Linked DNA regions of Mus musculus: regions 1 and 3 are each linked to region 2. Evidence: chromatin loops called from intact Hi-C (ENCODE). Cell type or tissue: left cerebral cortex. All regions are shown on one strand. Each heading gives the region's core, and the rest is flanking DNA. Links, peaks and the distances in the headings are about the cores only.

What was found. Peaks named below come from ENCODE experiments on the same cell type or tissue, not always from the same donor. Only the 100,000 strongest peaks of a DNase experiment are listed, where the experiment ranks them.
Region 1: it touches region 2 in a loop (3-fold over the local background); 5 of 42 quality-filtered maps call a loop at or near these places.
Region 3: it touches region 2 in a loop (6-fold over the local background); 11 of 42 quality-filtered maps call a loop at or near these places.

What each region holds. Positions count from the first base shown.
Region 1 is chr11:119,481,778-119,489,248 of GRCm38, forward strand. It overlaps Rnf213 (ring finger protein 213), which reads left to right. Exons shown (of 68, transcript NM_001040005.3): 64 at 620-697; 65 at 1,154-1,348; 66 at 1,878-1,967; 67 at 2,060-2,238; 68 at 4,228-5,641. The coding sequence ends at 4,381. It overlaps A930037H05Rik (RIKEN cDNA A930037H05 gene), which reads right to left. Exons shown (of 4, transcript NR_153849.1): 2 at 7,125-7,223. Among named protein-coding and RNA genes, the nearest start is that of A930037H05Rik, 5.7 kb to the right of the region's middle. In left cerebral cortex, for the core only: no CTCF peak of the experiment used is centred there; no DNase peak of the experiment used is centred there.
Region 2 is chr11:119,301,402-119,308,872 of GRCm38, forward strand. It overlaps Card14 (caspase recruitment domain family, member 14), which reads left to right and starts at 6,367. Exons shown (of 23, transcript NM_130886.4): 1 at 6,367-6,536. In left cerebral cortex, for the core only: a CTCF peak has its summit at 4,121 (motif pointing right); a DNase peak (open chromatin) is centred at 4,135.
Region 3 is chr11:119,360,611-119,368,081 of GRCm38, forward strand. Slc26a11 (solute carrier family 26, member 11) reads left to right here. Exons shown (of 17, transcript NM_178743.3): 5 at 1,607-1,686; 6 at 2,790-2,932. Among named protein-coding and RNA genes, the nearest start is that of Slc26a11, 8.8 kb to the left of the region's middle. In left cerebral cortex, for the core only: CTCF peaks have their summits at 3,138 (motif pointing left) and 3,374 (motif pointing right); a DNase peak (open chromatin) is centred at 3,098.

The sequences.
Region 1 (7,471 bases), core at 1,091-6,090, 180 kb after region 2:
CTCGAGTCCCTCGGCACAGAGGCCTGTGGCTCCAGCTCAGGTTTCCAGTTACCTTAACTCAATTGTCTGCCTTCACACGTAGGATTTCTGCCACCTATTGAACACAGTGTCAGAGCCACACTCTGTTCCTTCATCTGGACTGCTGGAGATCCTTCCAGTCCACTTAAGTACATTGCATGTAGGTTTATTTATTTCCATAGGCATCCATAAGTTTATCATATAGCTTACAGTTAGGCTGTGACTTGATCCCAAAGCTATTTCTGATTCCCTCTGACAGCCCTGCTATCTCGTGCAGTGACTCCCTTAGTGAATGAGCTATCCTCCTACACTTGGTCCTCCTGGTGCCCCTTGCACACTCAGTGTGCTGCAGTGTTCCATACAGCAGGATCTCTGAAGCCACTGTAGCAAAGCTTCACTGTTGTGTCACTGTTTCTAAAGATGGCATCTTCAGCATAGACATCCTGGGGCAACACTGCGGGCTTTACCAGAAATGTCTTGAATAGCTGGGTTCTGCTACTGAGTCACTGAGGGAAGATGTGTTTGCCATCTAGTGAATATACCCACTATATTCTATCAATTTTTTTCTATTTTATCTCTAAAACTTTCTCTCTCCCTTTAGGGAATACCCACCCTGGTATACAGACGGGACTGGAACTATGAGCATCTCTTCATGGACATCAAGAACAAAATGGCACAGGTGCTCTTGATAGCCCTTGTCTCTTGCTGAGAGGCTCGAGCTACTAAAGACAGCTCCAGCTGCATCATAGCTACTGTGAACATTAGCGTCTCGGTGTCTTCATAAGAATCCTGAGACTCCTGTGAGTCCAGTGCTTTCCACAAAGGAAAGCAGGACAGCAGATCACCAATTTTTTTTAGCTGATTTTAAATATACTGACATCTTGTGGGACTGGTTTCTTGGTAATATATCACAGTTATGTGTGCTGTGGCTAAACAGCCAAAGAACTTAATAGTGTTGTCTTGAGGTTCTATAAGTTTGTCTATGTCTGTGGAGTCTGGAGTGCTGCCTGCATCAGGCTAGTGCCTTCTGGAGAGCCTGTCCCAGCTCTAGCTTCAGCAGTGACAAAGCTAATCTCTTCTCAGTTGGTGAGAAACAAGCCCAACCCTAACCCGAGCCTTCCATTTTATTCTCCAGAGCTCACTCCCTAACTTAGCAATCAGTACCATCAGCGGACAGCTACAGTCCTATAGTGATGCCTGTGAAGCCCTGTCTATCATAGAAATCACTCTGGGTTTCCTGAGCACAGCTGGTGGGGATCCTGGCATGGACTTGAATGTGTACATCGAAGAAGTCCTACGGATGTGTGATCAGACAGCTCAGGTCTTAAAGGTAAGCACTAGTGCCAAGCCTGGTGGTATACCAGTATTGCCGGTACTCAGGAGGAAGAGGCAGGGAGATTGCAACTCCCAGGCCAGCCTGGGCTATACAGTAAGTTCCATGCCATACTAGGCTTCTGAGTAAGACCATGTCTCAAAAGAGGGAGGGGAGTCCTGTTGGAAAGTGTTGCATGGGAATCAGCATGACCCTTGTCAAAAGCTCCTGCTTACTTCCTAATTCCACCATGCATTAATGTAGGAACTCCCCAAAGCAGGAAGAATCAAGAACATTGCTCACACAATCAGTCTGCCCTGTACACCATATACTTGGATCAGTAGACTGACATATGCTCTATGATGTCATCTCTAGGCAGGGCCCACCATCTGTGAGCACTGCAACTGTACAATGTGTGATGTCATGAAGAGACAGGCATAGGTCATGACAAGGGAACTAGAATGAGCTCAAGACAGAAATGGGGGAATGTGCCTATGGTGTGGCATTTGGATTCCGTGATGCACATGGATGACGCTGTTTCTTTCAGGCCTTCAGTAGATGTCAGCTGAGACACATCATTGCTCTCTGGCAGTTCCTATCTGCACATAAGTCAGAACAGCGGCTGCGACTGAACAAAGTGAGTCTCACCTCTGCTTCCACTGTGAGGCTGTGGCGGCACTCTTCCCGGGCCTTATCTCTCTACCCACCCTTGTCCATCCTTCATTTCAGGAGCTATTTCGGGAAATTGATGTGCAATACAAAGAGGAGCTCAGCACACAGCACCAAAGACTCCTGGGCACATTCCTGAATGAGGCAGGCCTAGACGCCTTCCTCCTGGAGCTCCATGAGATGATTGTGCTCAAGCTCAAGGGCCCCCGGGCTGCGAACAGCTTCAACCCCAATTGGAGGTAGGGCGTTGTACAGCTGCTGGCAAATGTCCCATTGCCTGCTGGTGGCTTCCCCTAGGCTTGAAGGTAGTCCTGCCTTATCCAAGACCCTTTTTCTGCTAACTCTCCATGCCTTGGATACTTTATAGATTTGGTTTGCTTTGGTTTTCAGTTTTTCAAGACAGAATTTCTCTGTATAGCTCTGGCTGTCCTGGAACTCAACTCACTCTGTAGATCAGGCTAGATTCAAACTCAGAGATCTGCCTCTGCCTCTGCCGGGATTAAAGGTGTGCACCACCACAGCAGGCTTCTTTGGTTTTTTGTATTCTATTTGATTTTAATCCTTTATGATTAAAAGAAAAAAAAAAGTCAGAGGTTAGGGACATGGCCCAGTAGGTAAGAGTGTGTGTTGTTGGGCTGGAGAGATGGCTCAGAGGTTAAAAGCACTGACTGCTCTTCCAAAGGTCCTGAGTTCGAATCCCAGCAACCACATGGTGGCTCACAATCACCCGTAATGAGATCTGACGGCCTCTTCTGGTGTGTCTGAAGACAGCTACAGTGTACTTAGACTTAGAGTGTGTTTTGTACAAGTGTAGGAGCTTGTGTTTAGATATCAGGCACCCACATCAAAACTTGAGTGTGTATGTCCATAACTCAGGACTGGGTATATGGTAGGGACAACTGGCAGATTCTGGGAACTCACTGGCCAGCTAACAAAAGCAAAAGCAAGTTCCGGGCCAGTAAGAACCTATCTCAAGGAAATAAGATGCAAGGTGGCAGAGTAAGACATAAAATATCACCCTTAGGCCTCTGGACACACATGGACAAACGTGCACACATGTAACATATCACACACACACACAAAAAGGCAAGCAACCAGGAAGGCAGACTGGGGATGTAGCTCACTGATAGAGTGTATGCAAGGAGCCCTGGGTTCATTCCTCAGCTCTGCATAAATGGGGCATGGTGGCACATACCTATAATCACAGCACTCAGGAGTTTAGGACTCAGGTCCATCATCAGCTACATACACAGCAAGTTTGAGGCCAATCTCAGGGCCACATGAAAACAACAAAACTCATAATCTCATGACAAGTAGACTTATGTAAAAGCCACCCCAGTGTGTAAAGGCACAGTTATCCCTCTCTGCCAAGTCTGTCAGTCTAGTGGTCCAACACCAGCATGTTCTTTTCATTTGTACGTCCCGACTCTGAGGCACTTAATGGCTGGGCACATTTTACACTCATCAGCTATGTGTGTATGGCACAATGAATTGTCTCTTGATAGTTTTTGTTTATTTGGGGGAAGGCTGCTTATCTTACTTTAATTTTTATTATATGTATTTGTGTGTGCTGCCTGCATATAAGTCTGTCAACGCTTTAGTGTCTGCTCCCTGGAACTGGAGCTATAGAGATGGTGTGAGTCACCAGGCGGGTGCTGAGAATCATTCCCAAGCTCTATGAAGAGCAGTGGTGCTTGTACCTCCCAAGTCATCTCTCCATCCCTGTCTACTTATCTCTTAACAGTTTGAAAAGCTCTTTGTAGAGAAAGAAACTAACCTTTCCTCAGTATTACAAGTGTTCTCGAGCTTTTAGTTTTATGAAGTAAACTGATAGTTTTTCCTTATAAAGCGTCTACAGAGAAGACTACAAGCAAGAGTCTGCTTTATCATGTCTCGGGTTATAAAACAGCCCTCTGAAGCCAGGCAGTGGTGGTGCACTAGAGAGGCAAAGGCAAGCAGATCTCTATGAGTTCAAGACCAGCCTAGTCTACAAGAGTGAGTTCCAGGACATCCAGGGATACACAGAGAAACCCTGTCTTGAAAAAACAAAAACAACAGCTCTCGGGCATGGGCTCCCAGACCAGCACAGGAGCTCAGCCCTTGGCTGACCTAAGATTCTCAGCATGTCTGGTCTTGGCAAGCATCTTGGCCCCTCTTGAACCACAAAGCATGACCACTGGCCTGGCTATGATGTTACAAAAACTTTCTCTTGTTCCTTGATTTCACAGCCTCAAGGATACTCTAGTAAGTTACATGGAGACTAAAGACAGTGACATCCTTTCAGAAGTGGAGTCCCAGTTCCCTGAAGAAATACTCATGTCCAGCTGCATCTCAGTGTGGAAAATAGCTGCTACACGAAAATGGGACCGACAATCAAGGTAGAGCAGCTCAGCCTTCAAACCCAGCTGGAAAGGAAGGTCTTCCTCACCTCCCTCCACAGCTCCCAGTATGGGCTGTGGCTTTTGTGTGAAGGAAAGTGTGGGCACAGACTGGATTCAAGGCCTACACTCACCCTACAATGTGATAGCTTTTTCAAAGCCAAGCTGTTTCTGGATCATGTGCCTATTCCAAAATTTCCTTAAGTCTGATGAATGATTGTCAGTCAACTGCCTCATGAACATTCCAGAAGGAACAAGAGAACTGCACTAAGGTCACACCCAATACCGATCCTTCTTAAGACTGACTGCCTCTTACCTCAAATACCATGGCCACCACTTTACTGCATAGAGAGAAAAAACTCAGGGTAGTCAATTTTTTAAATTTTTTTACTTATGTATAGAAGGACCTCAATTTATTCTTTCTCCCAGTCCCTTAATTTCTAAGTAGTATACTCATATCTCTTGGTTTGCAAGATGCATGAAAATTGCCACACTAACCCAAGGAAATCCAAGGTGCTGATAAAAGCTGTAAAGCCTCATGAACAACCCACCATGTAAACCCACCATGAGCCACTGCCAACCACTCACTGAGATCACCGGACAGAGAGTGGAGAAGGATGAGCGCACTGGTGAGCTGGAACTAGAGTGCGCTGTGGAGTACTTGCCTACCATAGCAAAGCCCTGGGTTCTCTCCCCAGCACTGCAAGTGGGAATAGGGACAGACAAACAAAGCACTTTCCAGTTCTCATGTCTTGAGATTTCAAGTAAAGATGTGTTAGTGTAAGCTCAGATCCGAGGTATTTGGGTGCTGGGAACATGGCAGAGCCCTTGCCTAGCATCTGTGGTGCCCTAAAGTCCAATTCCTAGCACTGTTAGAAAGAAAGGTATTAGGATCACAGTGGTGAGCTTTTATTCTAAACTATGAGAGTACCTGTCCTCCGATGTCTGCATCCCAGGTTTTTGGGGGTACAGGGCTTAATGAACTTGCCAACTTGGCCTTGGAGCTCCTGTGATCCATCAGAGGGCAGCTCAGCCCCACACGTCTTGCTGTAAGGCCCCTTCTGGCTTTGAACTAGGCATTATTTTTTTTTTCTGTCATGAAGAATTTTTAATTATGATGCTTTATTTTGTATGCTCTGCTTTTAAAGTCATAACTGTCTGTGTAGTATTACCCACTGTGATGTACAAAATGCATGGATCTAACATTGGCAAAGTAGACTGCATCATGTTTACCATACCTATTTTAATAAACTTGAATTTCACAGCTAAGAGTCCTGTTTGGGCTGGGCAGATGGCTCGGTGACTAAGGGCACTTGCTGCTGAGCCTGACACCTTGAGTTCAGTCCTTGGGACCCACACGGTAGAAGGAAAGAACTGGTTTTCCAAGTTCTCCAAGCATTTGCATGTCCATGCACAAGTACACGTGCGCACACAGTTTCTTTGGAAATGGTTTAGTTTTCTGTGACAGTGTTTCTGCTGTAGTATCCAGTAGGGTTCAGAACAAAGCCTACTCTCTAGATTAGCACATGGGGTGATGCGGACTCTTGTTTATGATAGAGACAACACTGCTTAGAGTCTTCTGCCAGAAGGAGCCTCCCTGAAAATATCTACCAGCAAATGAAGATGAGCTGAGTTCAGTGAACTGGGCTGTGGGTAAGGAAGGCCCCTTAGGAATAGGAAACAAAGGCAGGGAAGTGAAGCCTAAACCATTGTGAGACTTGCTATTTGTTAGCTGAAATAGCCATGAGCTTCTTCAGCTAACAGAAAGTTCCAGTGATGAACAGTCACCACGAAACCAGTGGCTCAGAGGGCTCAGCCAGGACACACTGTGACCCAAGTGCACCAGGTATGAGCAGGAATATCTCTCATGTGCTGTTGTGTGACTTCCTGCAGAGATGTGAGCAAACATCTAGTTACCCCAAAAAATATGTTGGGAAAAAAAACCCACAGAAATGACTCCAAATAAGTCTAGCTTAGTCAGGTACAGGGCACAGGTGACTCAAAAGCTGAAATGCTCAACCCCGCTTGGGTACAAGTTATCAAAGCTACACCTTGGGGCTCCCTGACCCACAAGTCTCTTCTCCCCCAGCTTACTGCTTATGTATCCTTGGAGTCAGTCAATAAGTCTTGGGGGTTCTGGGCTTTCATGCCTAGTAAGTTGCTCCTGAGCTTCCCTTGCTCTGCCTCTCAGGAGCCAGTGCTTCAGTTAGGAGCAAGTATCTCCACAGCAGATGGATAGTGTTGAAGGTCAGGCTGCAGAACAACTGAACCTGGAGAGGTGATTGCTGGCCTCAGGAGAAAACCAGAGGCTCTGAGCTGAATACCAAGCAAGCAGCCACCAGCATCAATACCACATTCTGCATGTTCGTTCCTGCTCCTTTAGTTTGCTACATAAATCTCGGCACGAGCATTCAGAACCTACATGCAGCTGGATAATGGGCATGAAGAAAGCACCTTCCTCCTGAGAGCAATGCTGGCAACTCTCGCTTCTGGTACTCTGGTACAGCACACCTAGAACGTTTCAGAGCCACCTGGGGCAAGAGTGAGGAAGAGCAGGGGTGCAGCCTTACAGCAGCCCCATGCTCTGGGGATCTTCCCGCTGCGCTTCTCTTCCCACATACACATATCAATCAATACCTCAGCCATAACCTCCTCAGAATCCACAATTTCTGTCCCATCTCCATTGGTATGAATGGCTCCCAAATACCAAACCCTGACCACTCTCCAACAAAGCCAGGCTGGCTTACCTGAGTCTGGGTGTTGCCTCTCCTGTCTGCAGGCTTGATGACTACAGGCCAGCCACTCTTTAAACTGCAGTTTCTTCCTCTGCAAAATGCCTTGCCGATCTGTGGTAAAGTAACACAGGACAGATAAGCAATAGCACAGCAGCTGGTGCACAGTGAGCTCTGGAAAACCCAGCTCAAAACCTGCTGGCTTTCAAGTCCTGTTGGCTGTGTTACAGGAAGCCTTTCCCAAACCACACGCTCTAGATTGGTCTAATCTACACTTTTATACTTTCCTCTTGAAATGTACATACATATGACATAGCTATACATTTCTCTGAATTCTCCTAGGACTGTAAGCCAATTGCTAC
Region 2 (7,471 bases), core at 1,305-6,304:
ATATCTTTGCCTATTGTGTCTGCGTATATTTGTGTATGTTCCTATGGTATGTGTGAGGGGGCAGACCCGTGCTACAGATGCAGATGCAGAGGTCGGGGGACAAATGTGGAGAGTGTGTTCTTTTCTCCCACCTTTAGTGAATTCCAGGATCAAACTCACTGGGGTCATCCCTTAACACAAGCTGTCTTCCCACCTTGCTGTAATTTCTTAGAGTACCCAAGTGATTTGAAGACCTTGGTTTTCTGTAAATCAGTAAGCAGCTGTAATCTATCAGTTATGAACAGTATGCCTTTGTCACTTGCCTTGTTAAAAGTATCTGGTCGACTTGGTTACATTGTATTTTATGCATAAATATCCACGTAAAAGCAACAGTCAAGACTAAGGTGGTGTGTATATACCCTGTGACCCCAGCACTTGGGTGGTGGAGGCAGGAGTGCCCAGAGATTGAGGCCAGAATGGCCTAGGTAAAGACACCGTCTTTATCAAAACAAACCACAGTAAGGGCTAGAAGGATGGCTCAGCGGTTAAGTGCACTTGCGGCTCTTGCGGACGCAGATTCAGTTCCCAGCACGGCTTTCATATAACTTAACCAGTTCCAGGGGACCTGATGCCCACTTCTGACTTCCAAAACCACCTGTATGCATCTGGTCCACACACATGCACTCATCATGCAACTGACAGCCCTGTTTGACAATCTACAACTCCAGCGCTTAAGCTGACAGATTTTGTTTTGTTTTGTTTTGAGACAGGGTTTCTCTGTGTAAGGACTCTGGCTGTCTTGGAACTCACTTTATAGACCCAGGTAGCCTTGAACTCAGATCTGCCTGCCTCTGCCTCCTGAGTACTGGGATCAAAGATGTATATAGCACAACACCCAGATAATTTGATTCTTATAAATCTCTATCACCATTAGAAGCAGAGGATGCTAACATATGTCTCACCTTACCAATTTTACTGATGGAAAGACTGGGCTCAGTCTACATTTTCAGCAAGGGAACAATTGGTCCAACTCTGAGTTTATATTCCAGTGGCTTTATCCTGCTTACTAGGACCTGGGCTCTTTAGCCCTGGACACCTTGGCCTCTCAAGGGAAGAAGCCCCCAGTGACAAAGATAACATTTGTCATTTTGACACCATTACATTTGGTCTCAGGACCCTTTCCCATTGGTATCATATTGCCTACCCACTTGTATTTGGGGACTTGTATTTGCTTAATCTAAAAGGCCTGGGTATATCTGTTCAGCTTCCCTGTCTCCTTAATGTAAGTAAACAGTTTCCAATGTTCTCACTACTCACAGGGGAAGAGGAGGAGTACAGGCCTAGTCCAGCTGAGCAGGAACATGGCCAGCTCATGTGGGTTCTGAGGGGACAAGATAATGCTAAAGCGTGTTCTGCTCAGGAGCCCATCTGCACCAACTGAGCTCCAGGAGCCAGGATGGCGACATTGGACAGGGAAATCCAAAAGGTTGTCCCCAAAGGATTGCCTTCTGCTAGTGTTCCCACCCACGGCCATTCCTTTCTCAAACACACCTAGCAGGATCTGGGGAGCCCTGCTTAGCATCCTGTGACCTCACCTTGCCCTCTGCGGGCCCGGGGTTCTGCACGTACACACTAAGCTGGCCTGCCCAGCCATGTACTGGAACCATTTCCAGTCCTGGACTGGAGGTAAGGGTTACTTGCCTTCATTGCATGTTTATTCCAGGGAAGGGCAAGACCAAGGAAAATTATCTCATAAACAAATAAGATAATCATGCATAGTTACTGTGACGTAAACGAAACAGACAAGGTAGACTGAGTTCCTGAGGTGCTGGTTTCACTTGGTGGCTGGAGGGAAATGTCGCCTGACTTGAGAGGGGGGTGTTCATAGTCAGACCCAGGGAAGGAGCTCGAAGGGAAGGGGCAGTGAGAGTGAGCACGGACAGGGTGAAATGAGAAGGGCCGCCTCATCTGCAGGGTCTCACAGACTGCGATGGCCACAGCACCCCGTCCAGATGGGGCAGGATTGGGGACGGCCATTGATCCCTGACTTGTAAAAGTGACCCAGCTACAAAGAGAGATGGGAAGGAGATGCTGAAGCGATGAAGAGAGGGGATGGTGGCCGGGGCCGCTTCCTGGTTCTGTGACAATTTTAGATGGAAGTTTACAGAGCTGATGGCTAGGCTGGGTGGGGCTGTCAGGATTACAAAGATTTCTGGGTCACAAGATGGGGGAGTAGGGGGGGTGCAGAGGGAGCTGCTGGCATGGAGTTTCCCTGTGTGGTAAGTGGGGTGAGGGGAAATGGGGTGTGGAAAGTGGGGTGAGGGAAGCTTAAAACAGTTGCGTGGATATTTTCTGGGTGAGCAAATCAAGCATTCCCTGGCACCTGGTTCCTGCTGAAGTAAATATTGATCCAGATGGAAGATATTGATCCAGATAGAAGGATGTTCAGTCCCCTGCCTGCCTGGGAGGACCTCAGGAATGTTCATCTGCTCTCTTGGGTCTCAGGCTAGTCCCCCAGGTTTCAGGCTAATTTCTAGGTCTCAGGCTAGTTTCTAGGTCTCAGGCTAGTCGCCCTGAGGAGGAAAAGGCCACAGCCACTCTGCCAGGACCAGAGTCAAACTGAGCAAGAGCCTCACCACCTCCTGGGCAGGTGGAGCCTGCTGGCCTCAGGCTTCTCACATCTCCACATGTCCCTGCCTCATGTAAGAAGGCTCTCCTCACTGAGGCTCGGGCACTCAAAGCTCTAGGTAGTTCTAGGAAACACAAAGAACGTTGCCACACAACGGGGGGCACTAAGTCTCTACCCTAAAAGACAGGCCCGGCACAATGGCACACGCCTGTAGTCTCTGGCACTCAGGAGGCTGAAGCAGGTGGAAGATGAGTTCCTAACCAGCCTGGGCTTTGGGGGGCAAGGGAGCTCGCATGCACACACAACCAAGCACACCCAGCATGATAGCACAGGGCAGCCTGTGATCCTGATGCTCAAGGGGCAGAGGCAGGAGTTTCATTCCAAGTTCAAGACCATTCTCAGCTTCTACTGAGCTCCAGGCCAGCCAGAGCCACCCATAAAGAGCTGTCTCAAAGTGCAACAAAAGTCTGAAAGACAGAAACCATAAAGAAAAATATATAACCTCTTTAGACTCCAGGAGCTACAGACACAAAGCAGAAACTCCAACTAACTCGCTGCAGAAAGCCTCAGGGCACACTGCTGGTAGTTACCCAGTGTCCCTCAGGATTGCAACTGGGAGTCACTTCCAGGAACAGGAACACAGCTTCTGACACCACTCAAGGTGGTCACAGCAGGCTGAGAGGAGCTAACACCTTGACAGTATGGCTTATGGTAGTGGTGATCAGAGTGGAAAAGGGACAGGTGCTGACCCCAGGCCAGCCAGAGGGCAACTTTGGGCAATATTGCTCTTCTCTCTAATGTCCTAGAGGCCAGGACGGCTGGAGTACGCCTTGGAATCACCCCGTAGCATGAGTGGAAATGGAAGAACTGGCCAAGTGGGCCACCCTGGGAGAGGAAAGATTAGACACACCAGGGCCTGCAAAGCAGCAGGCTGGAGGAGAGTCCATGCGGAGTGGAGGTGGGGTTACACGGAGGACTGGCGTGTCACAGACCACTGCTCATGGGCACAAGAATCCCAGGACTTTTCCCAACCCATTGCCTTCAGTTTCTCAGCACTCAGCCAGAAGCCTAAGCAGGCAGGGTGCAGCGCACCCGACTCCCTGCCCGCCACCGGGTGCCAATGCAGCGAGTGTGCCAGGGCAAGGCAGGAAGTCAAGTCCACAGAGCAGCGGCAGAGCGAATCGCTGTCTGCTGCTCCTCCAAGCTCCGCATAGTCAGGCAGATGAAGGGGGAGGACCTACTGGCATTTGCACATTCCCAGTGTCAACTCCCTGCAGGACAACAGAAGTCAGTGCCCAGTGTCACACCACCACACTTAGCACGCTCTCTAGTGCATGCAGGAAGGCTCCCCCAACCACCACCGCCACTCTCCTAGCCTAGGATGGTCTGGAATTCATGACCTCCTCACTCTGCCCCCTGAGTACCAGGAACTACAGGTCTATGCCACCATGCCTGCCCTTGATTAAATATACAGTCTTCGGCCTACATGTATGCCTGTAGGCCAGCAGAGGGCACCAGATCTCATTCTAGATGGCCATGTCTTTGCTGGGAATGGAACTCAGGACCACTGGAAGAGCAGTCAGTGCAATTAACCTCTGAGCCATCTCTCCAGCCAGCCTCTGGTTTTTTAAGGGCAGTGACTGAGTGGGCCCTCCTCCTTCATGTGGCACGGCAGCAGTTCTTTGCCTTTCCTAGGTTTATATAAAGCTTTCTATTTCTGAGCCTTAGTGAGGAGAGCCTTCTTACATGAGGCAGGGGCATGTGGAGATGTGAGAAGCCTGAAGCCAGGGGGGCTCCACCTGCCCAGGAGGTGGTGAGGTTCTTGCTCTGTTTGACTCTGTGGTCCTGGCAAAGTGGCTGTGGCTTTTCCTCATCAGGGGGACTAGCCTGAGACCTGGGAGACTAGCCTGAGACCTGAAGAGCAGATGAAAATCCCTAAGGTCCTCCCACCCAGGCAGGAAGAACATCCTTCCACCCTGATCAGCATCTATCAGCCTGACATAGTTTTATCCATTCACTCAGGCAATATTCATGTGTGGGGCCGTGGGTGTAGGGGGAGAGAGGGGAGGGAGAGAGCCTTTCCACGCAGCCCCGGGTGGGCATCTGGTTGTGTGAAGCCACTGACCTCACACCTGAGGGGGTGGATAAGGGGCAGCCCCCAGTACCAGGTTCTCGCTGGATGCGGCGGAGGAGCTGAGAACAGAATAGGGGCCCCGGGGCAGCACTAGGCCCTGGAGATATAGGAAGAGGGGGCAGGGGGAAAGAGGAGGGGTGCTGGGTGGTTCCCACACAGGCCAAGTCCTTAGTCTGGGTCTTGATGAGCAGAGACAGTCTATGGTTTTAGAGCTTTATTGTAGAAAGGCAGGGGAAAAGAGAGGAGATATAAAGAGAGAGAGACCAGCCGTGGCCAAGAGGAGAGAAGGGGAAAAGGAGAGAGAGAGAGAGAGAGAGAGAGAGAGAGAGAGAGAGAGAGTTAGAGAGTAAGAAAGGTGAAGGCTTAGAGAGAGGTAAAAGCTTGGAGAAAGAGAGCTTAGAAAACGAGGAGGGGCCAAGCAGCCCCTCTTATAGTGGGCTGTTATCTTGCTGTTGCTAGGTAACTGTGAGGAGTCTAGCCTGAAGGTCAGAAGCTTGGGACATTGTCTACATGACTGAAAGCCATGAGCCTCTCCTGTGGGGGCTGTGGGGGCAGTAACTTCGACAGGAGCCAGGGGTCTAGGAGACATGAGAGAACTCCTTCCATTCCATGTAGGCGAAAATTACCACCACCGGGTTTCACCAAGGTTCATGGCCTCAGCTCGACTGGAGACCAGGCCGTCTGTGCATATTCCATTGCCCCACATTCATGCAACTGTCCTAGGGGTGGGGCTGAACAGAGAACAAGAAAGACGAGAACTGTCATGTGCCATGGGGGAGAAAAAAATAAAAACAGACCACAAAATAGATCTGGGCAGACAAGTGAAACAGGCCAAGGGGGAGGGAGGGCCCAGACGAGAAGCCTGCAGTTTAAAATAGAAAGGCCTGGAAGGGCCTTTTTTATGGGAAGCTGGACCTGGAGTGGTGTCAGAAGGAGGTGAGGGAAGTTCCTGGCAGCGGGAACAGCAGGTGCAAAGGCTGGTGTAGGAGTAAGCCCGGAGCCTCAGACTTGGAAGGAGGCCTGCATGCCTAAAGGAGGTGAGAGGTGTGGGCGCTCAGCAGGTACCCCATAAGCACTGCAGACTGGGCACTGCACTCTTGGGTGCCCGCACACCAGAGGGAGTGCTTGGGTCACTGCCTGCTGTGTTGAGTGCTGGCAGTGGGAGGGGTCAAAGAGCCACTGTGCAGAAGAGGAGGACCACGGATGTAGATGTAAGGATCCCAGCCAGTAAAGCAATTAGATTCCAGAAAGAGTCCCTTTTGGCACAGCCCAAGTCCCCTTATGACATGCTGACCTTTAATGGGCCTGCTGGAATCATTATGCAATTCCTGTAATTGGTTATGGGAACGAGGAAGGCCCCGAAGTCATCTCAACCCTCCTAGGTTCTTTCCAAGAGTAGAGGCAAATGAACTGGGCTGACAGCTCAGGAAGGAGGGACGGTTCTCCTGGCTGCCACCACACCCTCTATCACAGCCCTCAGTGGGGAGACCAGATACCTGGCATCTCCCAACAGGTGGTGGCAACTCTCACATCAGCCAATCAGACCCAAGAGGAGGGAATGTGCTGGCCCTTCCCTTTGCACTTAAGCCTTGTATATAAGGCCCTGCTCCTGTGGGAAGATCCCAGATGACTGTGCCATCAAACCTGCTCCTCACTTGCTGTACAGCCCAGCCCAGCCTAAGACTGAGCCTCCGACCATCACTGCTACAGGACAGGAAGGCAAATGCAGAGTCTGTCCCACCAGAACCAGTCAGCATGCCAGAGGGACTGTGGACAGGTCAGGACAATGGACAGGTCAGGACAGGGTCCCAGCTGTTCTGAGGCAAAGAGGGGCTGCGGCCATCTCCCTCATTGAGAGGAGATGGCGCCTGGGAAATGAAGGGAACGGTTTGTCTCGCTGTGCTTGATTAAAGCGCAGGAACATTCTCGAGCTGCTGCACCCATCCCCCCACAGAGCCAGAGGGGCTGACGGGTGGAAGGAATGCTGGGATTTATGGTCACACCTTCGGGTTACTGAGGTTGAGTGGAGGGGAAAGCAGGTGTCTGGAGGCAGTGGACGGATTCTCACTGATATTTCTGGGACCAAGGGACTGGATTTTAGCAGAAGAATACAAAGGGGACCGTCCTCCCCTCTTGGCTGGGTGGCCCTCGGCTTAGCTGCTACATATGTCAGCCACGTGTTCTAACCTTCCGTCCAGGCTGTGTGTGTGTGTGTGTGTGTGTGTGTGCTCATGTGTAAGAGAGTGTGTATACGTGTGGGTGAGAGTGCGTGAGTGTGTATATGTGTGTGTGTATAAGATAGAGAGAGGAGAAACAGTGTATGATCATGTGTAAGAGACTGTGTATATGTGTGTGTATGTGTATAAAAGAGAGTGTGTGTGCTCATATGTAAGAGTGTGTATATGTGTACATGAGAGTGTGTGTGTTCATATGTAAGAGTGTGTATATGTGTACATGAGAGTGTGTGTGTATAAGAGAGAGAATGTGTGTGTATGAGAGAGGGAGAGGGAGAGGGAGAGGGAGAGGGAGAGGGAGAGGGAGAGGGAGAAGGAGAGGGAGAGGGAGAGGGAGAGGGAGAGGGAGAGGGAGAGAAGAGAGGTTTCTTCCTATCAGACAAAGCAAGAGGCTGAGCCTTGGGTTCTGAGAAGGCTGACTGACGGGAAGGTCTCCTAAGAGGAGGACCGTGCATGCAGGAAGGCTACTCTAGTGTTGGGCAGGGTGAGAAGATT
Region 3 (7,471 bases), core at 1,091-6,090, 59 kb after region 2:
GCTAAAAATGCCGGGCGTGGTGGCGCACACCTTTAATCCCAGCACTCGGGAGGCAGAGGCAGGCGGATTTCTGAGTTCGAGGCCAGCCTGGTCTACAAAGTGAGCTCCAGGACAGCCAGGTTTACACAGAGAAACCCTGTCTCGAAAAACCAAAAAAAAAAAAAAAAGTGCTAAAACTCCCGGTCTTGAGTTACCCAAGGGTAGAATTTGCTTTCCCCGCTGCCAGCCCTAGCATGGGACTGTGGTGTAAAGTGTCTATGCAGCCAGCATGCATGTGCAGAGTGCTATTGAACTCTATCCTGCACTTGGCGGCTTGGGCCCCTCGTGGCCCACTCAGGGACACACCCCTCGCTCGTGACCCTGTGTCACCACCTTGTATTGCCACGAGGTCAGGGCTGCTCCACCTCTCTGTGAGGCCTGGGAATTTAGGATAGGAGTATGGATATGTGTGTGCGCTGGCCGGTGTTTTCTTTCTTTCTTTTTTCTTTCCTTTCTTCTTTTTTTCTCCCACCCCGATTGCTAGGCACCAGGTCACACTTTCACGTGTCTAACTCCCAACAGACACCAGACACTTAAATGACAAGCTCCACTTTAAAACAAACAAACAGCATAGCAAGATGTGTGTGTGTGTGTGTGTGTGTGTGTGAGGAGGAGTCACATACACACATCAGGGTATGCTGGTGTCTTTTCTGGGAGTCCCTGTCTTTATTTGAGAAACAACCTAATTCATTGTTAGTGCATAAGTAGAGTACATTTTTATTTTTTCCTTTCCCTCATGGGAATTGAATGGTTTCTTGTGGGATCATAATGCCAACAGGTGGATCCTTCTCTGTACCTCGTTTTGTAATCCTAGCTGCCCACCTGTTTTTTTTGTTGTTGTTGTTGTTTTGTTTTTTGTTTTTTAAATGTGATTAGTGACTGGAGAGATGGCTCAGCGGTTAAGAGCACCTACTACTCTTTCAGAGGTCCTGAGTTCAATTCCCAGTAACCACATGGTGGCTCACAACCATCTGTAATGGGATCTGATGCCCTCTTCTGGTGTGTCTGAAGATGGCTACAGTGTACTCATATAAAATAAGTGAATGAATAAGTAAATCTTTAAAATAAAACAAAACATCTCTGCTTACTTGCCCAGAGTGTCACACCTCAGTGTTTGCAACAGTGTCAGGCTAGCACAGCATGTCACCCCTCTCCTGCCCCCAGACCTCGAGTCATCACTCAAACAAAACCAAGGATTGGAAGCCCTGCCTGCCCAGTGGTGCGCAGATGGTGTTGTGGCGGGTGTGATTTTTCCTTCTGGTTGGTGCTACAAGTGACAGCCATGACTTTGGGCCAGTGTCTGACCACACAGCTGCAGAGCTGGTTTCCCTGCTTTGGGGTGTCCCACACTGGCCTTTTGTTTGTATTAAGAAAACTCCATCTCTGGCTTTTGGGGCCTTTAGGGATCATCTGGTAGTCTCCTCAGAGCCAGAGACAGCATGGCCCTTGGGACTGGGGGTCCAGCATGGGACTCCAGGGGTTCTCCTGATAGAGAGGGAGAGGCAGGGGAGAGTGTGTGAGGAGCTGGCCTCTGGTGGGCGGTCTGATGGTTCCTCTGTTTGAACAGAACCTGCTGGGATTGCAGAAAATCCCCCGGCAGTTCTTCCTCCAGGTGTACCACACCTTCCTCCACATCGGAGAGACCAGGTACCTGTTGGCTTATGTCCTTCCTTCCAGACGCCCTCGTCACCCCCACCTTCATCCCCATCCAGGTGACATTTGTTCTTTCTCACATGGGCCCTTGGAAGCAGAGCTCTTCCATCATCCTGCCGCAAGTTAGACACCCAGGCCAGGCCAGAGCCAGTGTTAGCAGCATTGTAGCAAGGACCTGGGCAGTGTGGACAGCCTTCCTCGAGCCAGTTAGTCAGGAAAGGCCAGACAGTGTCTCTCTTCCAAAGTTCTCAGTGAGGATGAGACCACAGACACAGCACTAAGAGCTGATACAGGGTACAGGGGCAGTGGGCAGGGCCAGTGAGCCTTGGAGAGGGCTGGGGAACCCATAGGGAGACTTTTCTCAAGAGAATTAAATACCCACCGCATCAGCCCAGTGGGAGCCAGGATGCATGGCCTTTTCCTTATGCCAGAAATTATTTGGGGAGCCACCCAAGCTCAGGGCAATCTGCTGGGCTCCCCAAGGCCTGAAGCCAGTGGCAGGGTGCTTCCTGTCTGCCCTGGTGATGGCAGGGGAGTGAGACTGGCTATTCACACTCATTACAGTTAGTGCAGTGGGCAGGGTGTCACTGACTATGTAATCCCAAGGTCTCCAAACCTCTTGGGAACAGACTAAGCATCCATAGGCTAGAGGACTGGAAAACTGGGCCAATTGTCCAGTTACCATGGTGATGAGGGGCCTCTCACCTCCCAGCCCCACAGGGGTGTGGCCTTCAGAGGCCAGAGTAGCTCTGAAATAGAATAGAGACAGAGATTATTCAGAAGGTAGAAAGTGGGACAGGGAGAGAGACTTGCAGCAAAAGTTACCACTGATAGTTATTCTCTTGTCTGTGATCCTGTCATTCGGGATGCTGAGGCAGGAGGATTACACGTGCAAGAACTGTATAGAGAAACCCTGTCTCAGTAAAGGAAAGAGCAGCCATAAACTGAGCCCATGCTGACTGCCCGCCTCCTTGCCCTCCACTCCCTCCCCTACCACTCCTCTTTCCTCTCCTCCTCCCACCCTCTTCCCTCTTGGTTCCCCTCCCGCTTCCCTCTGCACCTTATCCCCACATGCATGCACCCACCCCCGTCTGCAGGGTAGGCGACGCTGTCCTCGGACTGGCCTCCATGTTGCTGCTGCTTGTGCTGAAGTGTATGCGGGAACACATGCCTCCTCCCCATCCTGAGATGCCCCTTGCCGTGAAGTTCAGCCGTGGGCTGGTGTGGACTGTCACAACAGGTGAGGGGACCTGCTGGTAGAGGAGCCAGTTCCACAGCGGTCGTGCTATGGACGGGGCTGTGGGCATAGGGGCTTCCCAGCTATGCTGAGCTGAAGACACAGGGCTGCAGGTAGTTTTCAGGCATGGTTGTCAGTGCAGCGGGGGCGCTGTTGCTGCCATCTGGTGGTCAGAGACTAGAGGTGTGCTGACCCCACTGTGGGATGGGCGCCTCTGCAGAGTCAGTAGCACAAATAGCAGCAGAAAAAAATTAAGTCCCACTGAGACCAAACAACTCTGGTTTGTCTTTTCTTTTGATTTATTTACAGAGTGATCATTGCTTTTAAAAAACATATTTAAACTTTTATGTATGTGTTTGGCTTGCATGTACCATGTTCATGCAGTGCCCACGGAGCCAGAAGAGGGCACCATATCCCCCAGAACTGGAACCATAGACGGCTCTCGGGGCCCCATAGGTGCTGAGAATTGAATCTGGATTCTCTTAACCTTTGAGTCATCTCTCCGGGCCTCTTTTTAAAATATTTTAACTTATTCTTTGACATTCTCATACATTTATACAATGTATCGGTGACTGCCTTCCACATGTCCCCTCCCAGGTTCACATTTTCTAAGCAACTCACTGAGTCTAATTAGTGCTGTATCCATTTCACAGTGCTGTAGGGCTCTCTGCTGGAGCATGAGCAGACTACCCAGAGGCCACCCTCTCTTCCCCAGCAGCAGGGGTGGGATCTCATGAGCCCCTCTCAACCTATGATGGAATATTGACTGGCTTGATCCTTGAGTTTGAGGCCAGCCTGGTCTACAGAGTGAGTTCCAGGACAGCCAGGGCTACACAGAAAAACCCTGACTCAAAAAAACAAACAACCCATACAAACAAGCAGATTTCATTTATTGAGACTTGTGTGCCTTCTAGACCGTGAGGTGGCCATTGCCCTCACGGACAGCACGTGTGGAGATCAGTGAACATGTTGCAGGAGTTGGTTCTCTCCTTCCACTATGTGGGTCCCAGAGATCAACCTCTGGTCTTTAGACTTAGTGTCAAGTGCCTTTAACCACTGAGCCATCTCCACTGCCCTAGGCTACTGTATTCTTGTCACTTTCTTTTCTGTTCCTTAATTATTGAAAAAGGAATGTGGACCTCTGGCTGTGGTTTATTTTCCTATCCAGAAGTTGTCTGAGATGTCTGTCCCTAGGGACATGAACATGTAAGATGGGGTCTATATTGTTTCTTTTTCCTTTTTGAAATAACCTCTGCTCTACCGTGTCTCCGTAAGGTGAGATTTTTGTGGACATCAGAGAAATGTGGTTTATTTTTAAGCCCTATTGTTGTAGAAATCCAAGGTTTAATCCCAATCCAAAGTTTCTATCCTGCCTTTGACCATTTAGTTCACAGAGAAAAGACACACACAACCTTTATTATTTACAATAAGCCTTAAACAGCACAAGAGCTGGCAGATACCTACCCTTTATGTTGTTAGAAGCAACTTTCCTAACTACTGTTTCATCTGGGCTGCTCTTAGCTCTAATTGGCCAGCCCTCAAGGCCATGTTTTCTTAACTCCTAACCCATGGCATCTCTCCCCCTCCTCACCTTCTCCACTCTCTCATGGTTCTCCTCCGAACCCCCAGGCTCAGGAAGCCTAAAACCCACCTATTCCTCTTCTGCCTAGCTACTGACTGTCCACATCTTTATTCACCAGTCAGAAATAACTTGAGGCAAGGTCACATAGCGTCACTTGGGTCGTCCTTTGGTCTTGAGGAACCAGTATTAGCATTAGAATTCAAGCAGCATCAGGCCAACCCATAAGTTTTCCCATTTTTTTTTTGTCCAATTAAAAAGGTTCTTTCTCTTATGGTAACAAACGATACATAGTAGGAACTATTTGGAAATGATTTTAAAAATTATTAAGAACTAATTACATTTAAAAGTCTGGTCTGGAGCTGGGCGTGGTGGCACACACCTTTAATCCCAGCACTCGGGAGGCAGAGGCGGGCAGATTTCTGAGTTCCAGGCCAGCCTGGTCTACAAAGTGAGTTCCAGGACAGCCAGAGCTATACAGAGAAACCCTGTCTCGAAAAACCAAAAAAAAAAAAAAAAGTCTGGTCTGCTTGTATTTTGTAACTTAGATGAGGTATTTCACTCTCTATCCAATCTTAATGAGTTAGAATTTTTATCAATTTTTTAAAAATCTTAACCTGTATTACCATCCTAAAAACATCCTTTTAAAATCCTAAACAACTTGCCGGGCGTGGTGGTGCACGCCTTTAATCCCAGCACTTGGGAGGCAGAGGCAGGCAGATTTCTGAGTTCAAGGCCAGCCTGGTCTACAAAGTGAGTTCCAGGACAGCCAAGGCTATACAGAGAAACTCTGTCTCGAAAAACCAAACCAAAAAAAAAAAAAAACAAACAAACAAACAAAATCCTAAACAACTTAAGTTTACTTGTGAGGCTATAACTACCTAGTCTTCAACCCTGTCTGAGATTTGAGTAGGAATAAATATTATTTGAGTACGCAGGAAGCACAGGGATACAGATTCCAAAAATCATAGAAATGACAGAGATAGCTTGCCACCTGGAGAGTCCCCAATATTCCTTATAATGTTGGAGCATCTATCTTCAGCCTTCTGGCCCTGAACTTCTGACAGACCTTCAGTAAAGCAGGAATTTTGAAGGACTAGCTTGCCCTGTCTTGGCAGAGCTTAGTAGTCAGCTATCCTGCATCTGTTTGTCCTTTTTGAACAGCATTCTGTCTGCAGATAAAGTTAGAGGATTCCTTGCCCAGTGGCTAGTTTGCCACAATTGAAGCAACTCCACACAGAGATACTGATGTCCATTAACTTCCTTGAACTGGGATAGGGAGGGGTACAATCAGGAGCAGAACTGTCTCATAGTCAAAAGATCTTTTAATAATGGAATTATTTTTTTTAAAGATTTATTTATTAACATTGTAGCTGACTTCAGACACGCCAGAAGAGGGCATCAGATCTCATTACAGGTGGTTGTGAGCCACCATGTGGATGCTGGGACTTGAACTCAGGACCTTCGGAAGAGTAGTAAGTGCTCTTACCTGCTGAGCCATCTCGCCAGCCCCATGAAATGATTTTCTTTTTCTTTTTTTTTTTAAGATTTATTTATTCATTATATGTAAGTACACTGTAGTTGTCTTCAGACACTCCAGAAGAGGGAGTGTCAGATCTTGTTACAGATGGTTGTGAACCACCATGTGGTTGCTGGGATTTGAACTCTGGACCTTCAGAAGAGCAGTCGGGCGCTCTTACCCACTGAGCCATCTCACCAGCCCATGAAATGATTTTCAATGCCATATTCTGTGTATCTCCAATGCTCTTGAAGACCATTTATCTATTTATAGCATATCTGAACAAGCTAACATTGCCTGTCACCAGCTACCTATTTTCTGTGCAACCCAGGGCGTATATTTCTGTGATAATCCCGACTCATATGTCTAATAGACTATGAGTTTGACTGACTGACTATCAACTTGTTCATCATCCTAAACAGTTTGGAATAGCAGCTATTAGAAGGACTGGGATTAAACCTTGTATTTTAAATGAGTTGCCTAGGCATGATGCGTATCTAAGAGTAACAAAAGGAATCTTAAATTTTCTATCAATATAAAAAGATTTATATCAATGGAAAACCTAAACCTGTTTCAATATACCCAATTCTGTACCAGTGTAAGAAAATATAACCCCAATTCTGCATCAAAATATGAAGATATGAAGATCTCTACCAATGTAAGATTGTGGCTCTAAAATCCTTTTAAGAGTAGATTTAATAATCCCATCCCTATTTGTCTAATTTCTTATAATATTACTGTACCCTATGGCAGTCTCTGCTTTGTTCTGGTTGAAATTTATGCCTTTCACGTCTCTAGCGTCCATGGGTGTGTTGTGCTGTGTGTCTCCAGGCTTTGTTTTTTCGTGTTCAACCCTTGTCTTGGATGAGCCCTTTATGACCCCCTTATTACCTTTATTAACTGATTAGAGCCTGAGGTTGTACTTCATGGTTGGTGATGGTTTGTCTATGCTCAGCCCAGGGAGTGGCACTATTAGAAGGTGTGACACTGTGCGTGTGGACTATAAGACCCTCATCCTAGCTGCCTGGAAGTCAGTCTTCTCCTAGCAGCCTTCAGGTGAAAGTGTAGAACTCTCAGCTCCTCCTGCACCATGCCTGCCTGTATGTTCCCACCTTGTTCCCACCTTGATGATAATGGACTAAACCTCTGAACCTGTGAGCCAACCCAAACAATAAGAGTTGCCTTGGTCATGGTGTCTGTGGATAGCAGTAAATCGCTAGCTAAGTCCCGGTTCTTTAGGGTTTGAGGATCATGTGTCTCTTTTTTCTCACAGAAGAAGTATAGAAGTCTACTTTCTTTTTCCCCTTGATGCTTTAGAGGTTCTGTCTGCGGTCTTCTGGCCTTCGTTCTGGGTCGCTCCAACGGGAGGGTGCTCCTGTTGTTACCTGCATTTGACCCTTTTCTCCACGGCTTGTAAGCTCGTCCCTCACTGTTACTAAGTGCT